2 separate regions of the Homo sapiens genome follow, and region 2 is linked to region 1. A link is an interaction called in ENCODE POLR2A ChIA-PET data of the cell type or tissue named here. Cell type or tissue: PC-3. All regions are shown on one strand. Links, peaks and the distances in the headings refer to the core of each region. The heading gives the core; the rest is flanking DNA.

The links. Peaks named below come from ENCODE experiments on the same cell type or tissue, not always from the same donor. Only the 100,000 strongest peaks of a DNase experiment are listed, where the experiment ranks them.
Region 2: POLR2A ChIA-PET joins it to region 1 with 9 read pairs; 2 of 35 experiments call an interaction of 5 or more read pairs at or near these places.

The regions. Positions count from the first base shown.
Region 1 is chrX:97,388,343-97,391,264 of GRCh38, reverse strand. All of the region lies in intron 25 of DIAPH2 (diaphanous related formin 2), which reads right to left. Among named protein-coding and RNA genes, the nearest start is that of DIAPH2-AS1, 170 kb to the left of the region's middle. In PC-3, for the core only: no CTCF peak of the experiment used is centred there; a DNase peak (open chromatin) is centred at 1,294; H3K4me3 peaks cover 514 bases; H3K27ac peaks cover 2,031 bases.
Region 2 is chrX:97,524,008-97,526,929 of GRCh38, reverse strand. The region is part of intron 26 of DIAPH2 (diaphanous related formin 2); the gene reads right to left. Among named protein-coding and RNA genes, the nearest start is that of DIAPH2-AS1, 39 kb to the left of the region's middle. In PC-3, for the core only: no CTCF peak of the experiment used is centred there; a DNase peak (open chromatin) is centred at 1,759; H3K4me3 peaks cover 615 bases; H3K27ac peaks cover 2,500 bases.

The DNA.
Region 1 (2,922 bases), core at 331-2,830:
GGCTCACAACTGCCTTCCATCTAGTTGATAAGAGCATCTTTCATAAGACACTCTCTGAGAAACTCAGACAGTGAGCTCCATCTTGACAGACACCCAACTCTATTATTCTTACTCTTTCTTTCCTGCATCTTTTCATTTTCATAATTAAAACTACACACTTGCAATGGAAGGATCTGTTTTTGAAACATATTTATAAGTACAAAGGCACATATAGTCCAAGTATAAAGTAACATTACAATAAATAATAATAATATTTGTAACACATGGGCCATGAGTCAAGAAGGTAACAGTAGTTTACTATTTGACTGATACGTAAATAGAGCTATGGTACTAAAACATAAAAAATAAATCCAATTTTTAAAAATTTATTTTTCATGCTCAAATCACTCAGCTGAGCATATGCATAAAAACTTATTTGGATATTTATCTTACGGTCTCAATGACATTTGAAAAGGTAATTAACTAAATATTAGCAAATGAAAATACATACAGACTATGAAACCATCCCTATAAAAATTTAAAAATTAATCAGGGAAGAAAGGAGAGAAAGAAATGAAAATAGGCCAAGGCCGGGCGTGGTGGCTCATGCCTGTAATCCCAGCTACTTGGGAGGCTGAGGCAGGAGAATCACTTGAACCCAGGAGGCAGAGGTTGTAGTGAGCTGAGATTGCATCACTGCACTCCAGCCTTGATAACAGAGCAAGACTCCATCTCAAAAAAAAGAAAAGAAAAGAAAAGAAAAGAAAATAGGCCAGGCACAGTAGCTCACGCCTATAATCCCAGTACTTTGGGAGGCCAAGGCAGATCGCTTAATCTCAGGAGTTCAAGACCAGCCTGGGCAACATGGCGAAACCACACACCTACAAAAAATACAAAAATTAGCTGGGCATGGTGGTGTGTGCCTATATTCCCAGTTACTGGGGAGGCTGACGTGGGAGGATCGTTTGAGCCCGGGAGGCAGAGACTGTAGCGAGACAAGACTGCGCCACTGCACTCCAGTCTTGGCAACAGAGTGAGACCCTGTCTCAAAAAAAAAAAAAAAAAAAAAAAAAAAAAGACAGAAAGCAGGGAAAAAGATAAACCAAGCTTGTGGTACATTCAGTGATTCAGTGTTAATCATTAAGTCAGCTTGCTCTCTGACCGGCTTGACCTGCTTCCTCATAGTTGTTCGGTACTTATTGCTTCAAAATCACACAGACCCTGTTACAAGATTATAGTTCCCCTTAACTGCTGTGTAGATAACAACTTGAACATTATAAAACATTAAGTTTTCCATTGGAGCTATTCTTTCAGTGCTGTGTACCAATGAAACTACTGATGTCAGCTGGTCTGAAGGATCCCACAAGAAGCTGACTCACCAAAGAATGCAGTTTCCACATCCTGATGATTTCATCCCCCTTGCCCTGGTCAATCAATGACTCCAATTTTCCAGCCCCCTACTCTCCGAGATCCACTTAAACATCCCAGCCCAGAACTCCTTGAGGGGATGGATTTGAGGGTCTCCTCCCATCTCTTTGCTTGGTGCCCTGCAATCATTAATGTCTTTCTCTGCTGCATCCCAGTTGTCTCAGGGTATTGGTCTGTTACTGTGCAGCAGGCATACAAACTTGTTGGTCCTATAACAACTAGACACAATCAAAATAAGCCCTTCTTTCTTTGTCTGTTATAGACACATTTTTAGGAGAACAGTGAAAGGTTAATAAACACTTGGAGGAGCGTAGGAATTGCTGTAGTGTGGGAGAAAGATTACATTCTCAGAACAAAACTGGATAGGCTCCTTTTTTTTTTTTTTTTTTTTTGAGACAGAGTCTCGCTCTGTAGCCCAGGCTGGAGTGCAGTGGCGTGATCTCGGCTCACTGCAACTTCTGCCCCCCGGGTTCAAGCAATTCTCTGCCTCAGCCTCCCGAGTAGCTGGGATTACAGGCACCTGCCACCATGCCCAGCTAATTTTTGTATTTTTAGTAGAGACGGGGTTTCACCATCTTGGCCAGGCTGGTCTTGAACTCCTGACCTCATGATCCACCCGCCTAGGCCACCCAAAGTGCTGGGATTACAGGTGTGAGCCTCTGCACTCGGCCGATAGGCTCCATTTTTAACCACTTACTCTTTTCATTGTTCACTCCAGCAATGCTGGAGTGTGGCGGGGGACTCCTGGAGGCCCCGAAAGATCATTTCAGGGATTTGCAAGGTGAAAACTATTTTCATAATAATACTGACACTTTTTTGCCTTTCTATTTCTCATTCTTTCCTGAGTGTATCGTGAAGTTTTCCAGAAGTTACATGAAGAATGATATTGAATCAGATTGAATAGAAAAGTAGGTATGAGAATCAAGCTGTCTTATTAAGTCAGACTGTGAAGAGATTTATGACATTATTCTTTTTCTCTTCTAATTCTTTTTTTGTTTTGGAAAATATAGGTAGTTTTCATTTAAAAGGTTATTTATTTTAACATGAAAAGGTTTACTATTGTTATTTTAATTGAATCAATCGATAATTTTAAAATTATCTCAGTTTCAACTCTAAGATGATAAATGTCAATATAAACAACTTAGATAAACAAAAGGCATTTGGGGTCCTCAATGATTTTTAGTGTAAATGGGTTCTGAGATCAAATAGTTTCAGAACCTCTGATTTATACTTTACCGTGGTGATCCCATTCAAACACACATGCTATAAGTTGAACTATGTAATTAAGAGGTGATTGTTCTAAAATATTTATTTTAGGAAAAAAAAACAGTAACTAAGAGCAGCTGGGCATGTTAGCATACACCTATATTCCCAGCTACATGGGAGGCTGAGGGAGGAGGATTGCTTCTGCCTAGGAGTTTGAGGCTGCAGTGAGCTATGATCACATCTCTGTATTCCAGCCTGGGTGACAGAGTGAGACTCCATCTCTAAAGAAATAAAATAAAGTAGGGTGGG
Region 2 (2,922 bases), core at 305-2,804, 140 kb before region 1:
TACGTACTGACATGTTGGACAGCAGAGTCATAGTTGGGTAGGGACAGAAATGAGATAGATGGAAAAGTTGAATGGGAAAAAGGCTTGTAGAATACCAAACGGAAAAGCAGAAGCAGAGTGGGTGTGGACTAGGAAAGGTGGAAGGAAGTGGACATGTTCAAATAAGAGAATTTTAGAGTACTTGGAGGTACAACAGTTTCAAGAGATAATGAAATCTAAATTGGTAACCAATGGTTCTAGGGAATCAATGAGAAGCTTGAGTCAAAGTTGACTCAGAGTTTGAACTTAGGTGACTGGGCTTATTACTGTTAGAGATGGAGAAGGTAGAAGGAGTAACACACTTTGGAGGCAAGACATACTTAGCACTATGCTGGAATGGATACTAAAAATAGTACAGTATTCAATGTCTATTCTTACCTTTTGTTACCAAGTGCTAAATGGATTTGGTGACTTTTTTTTTTTTTTTTGGCATTCCTTCTCATATGGCCTGACCACAATTTCTTTTTTCTATTCCCATGGATTCAACAAGAAGAGATACTATTTTAAGACTTCAAGAGCAGTGGCATTTTTGCCCTTCAGTTTGGCAGGTCACTTTAGGATAACCATTCGAAGCAACCTCATGTTCGGTGTCACAATCTTCTGTATAGAGCAATCTTTGCATGCCTGTTTCAAAGACATTTGTGGAGGCTATGATCTGCTCAGGGGAAGAAAAGCTTTCTCAGAGAAAACCACACACTCCTGCTTGAGGTCATTTTTGTTAGGAAACACGTCTGACAAGACTCCACTGATACTAACTAAACCTGCCATTCCAGGGTAAAGTTGTCTAAAGATGATGATGAACTTCTCTGGATAGTCAAAATTGTGAAGTGGTTGCCAGAGGCCTGGTTTGCTGACATTGATCAAGGTCAAATTTATGTACTCAAAGTAGGAAATAAGAAACACTTTTCATTTATTGCAGTCATGCAAATTAAGTTCACACTCAAGCGGCATATGACAAATAAGCCACAGGCAAAAAGAGTTTCTATCAAAATATTCAACATATAGTTCAGAGCATGAGCAGTTTATCTAGCCCCAGATGCTCCCTGTGTCATCAGTATCAAAAAGGCAAAGTCAGATAAAACTGTACTGGAATATGAGACTACATGTGGGCTGGTATATTACTGCCCTTTTGTGTTTTTATTTCTCCTAATAAATTATAAGGTTGATATCTAAAGTAAAAGAATATTGTATTCTTTGATATACTTATACTGTACCTCAAGGCTACCCTTTGTTTGCTGTTTGTTCTTTTGTTCATTCATCTACTCATTTATTCAAAAATGTCTGAAGGGCCTATTAAGTTCCCAATGACATGCTTAATGCCGGATCTACAAAGATAAATAAGACATGCTCCCAATGAGCTCACTATCTAATAGGAAAGACAGGCAGGTAAAGAAACAAAGACAAAGCAGTGTGGGAATTCAGTGGGAACAACATGCTGAAAGCACCATGCAAGAACTGAGAAAGTATATTCATAGCCCCCCGGTGATGGGGCCGAATTGAGTTTTAAAAGGATGAGCAGGAGTTCATCCAATGAAAAGAACAAGGGAGGGCAGTCCAGGCAGGGGGACACAGTGGGCAAAATTATAAAAGAATGCAGGGATTTGAAGGGGGACAAGACTGGAAGCTGGAATGCCATTTAGAAGATTGCTGCAGTTGTCTCAGCAACAGTTGGTAAAACATGGGAATAGGACAATGGTAGTTAGGAAGCCACAGAGGTGACACATTCAAGAAATATTTAGGAAGGAAAACGGGCAGGATACAGAGATTGTGAGATGTGGAGATTTATAGAGAAGGAAGAATCAAGGTTCACACCCAGTTCCCTGCTAGAGTGAGTAGCTGGATGGTGGTGCCGCCTACAAAGAATCAAAAACGGAATAGATTTTAGAAGAAAAAGCAGAGTTAAGATTTTGACATGAACTGAAGGTGCCTATTGAACATCTAGGTAGAATTGTCCAGCAGGCATTTCATTATGCAAGCCTTAAGTTCCAGGAAGAACTGTAGGCTATAGCTACGGAGTTAGAAATGATTTGCATATAGACAGTTAAAAATATGAGAGTGGGTGAAATCACACAGAAAGATTCTTGTGTAGAGTGTGAGGGTTGAACCTTGGTGAACAAAAGCATTTAATGTACAAGGAGAAAAAGAAACATCAATGATGAGGATGAATCAAAAGGTATCAGAAAAATCAGGAAACGTATGTTGTTGTCACAAAAACAACAATAAATTTCAACTTTGTAGAGAAATCCACAACTATGGAGATGACAGATTCTGAATTTTTTCTAGGGTTGTGTTCTAGTAGAGTTACAGTAAAGGTGCAATATCTTATCTATGCCTCTATTTCTGGGCAAGTAAGTGTCTGACTCATTGTAAGTTTTCAACAAATATTTACTGAATGAATGTATGTCAATGTGAAGAATATATGTTGTTAAGTAAAATATAAAGGCACATGGACATGGAAAGCACTTAAGTCATTTTTACTATGGTACCTGGGGTACTATCTTGTTGGTAATAAAATGCCAAATGAAGATAATGGTAACGATCCAGTCTGGAGGATGATTTCTCCGGCATAGAATATTCATCACAGCACTTGAAATGGGCAAGCCAGATAGCTCATGCAGGCTAATCACTAATACAACAAATATTGAGCAACTACTATAAATATTTGCCAAACACTGTTCTAGGCACTGGAGAGTCTTTGGGTAACTAGAGGAGTTAAAGCATCTTCTCTCATGGAGGTTACATTTCAGTGGGGAGCAGAAGACAAATGATGAACAAATAAATACATGACGGGTGGTGATAAATGCTCAGAAAACAAAGTATGGTAAGGAGCAAAGAGGAGGGTACTATTCTACGGTTTACTCTAAAATCTAGTTAATTCTTGCC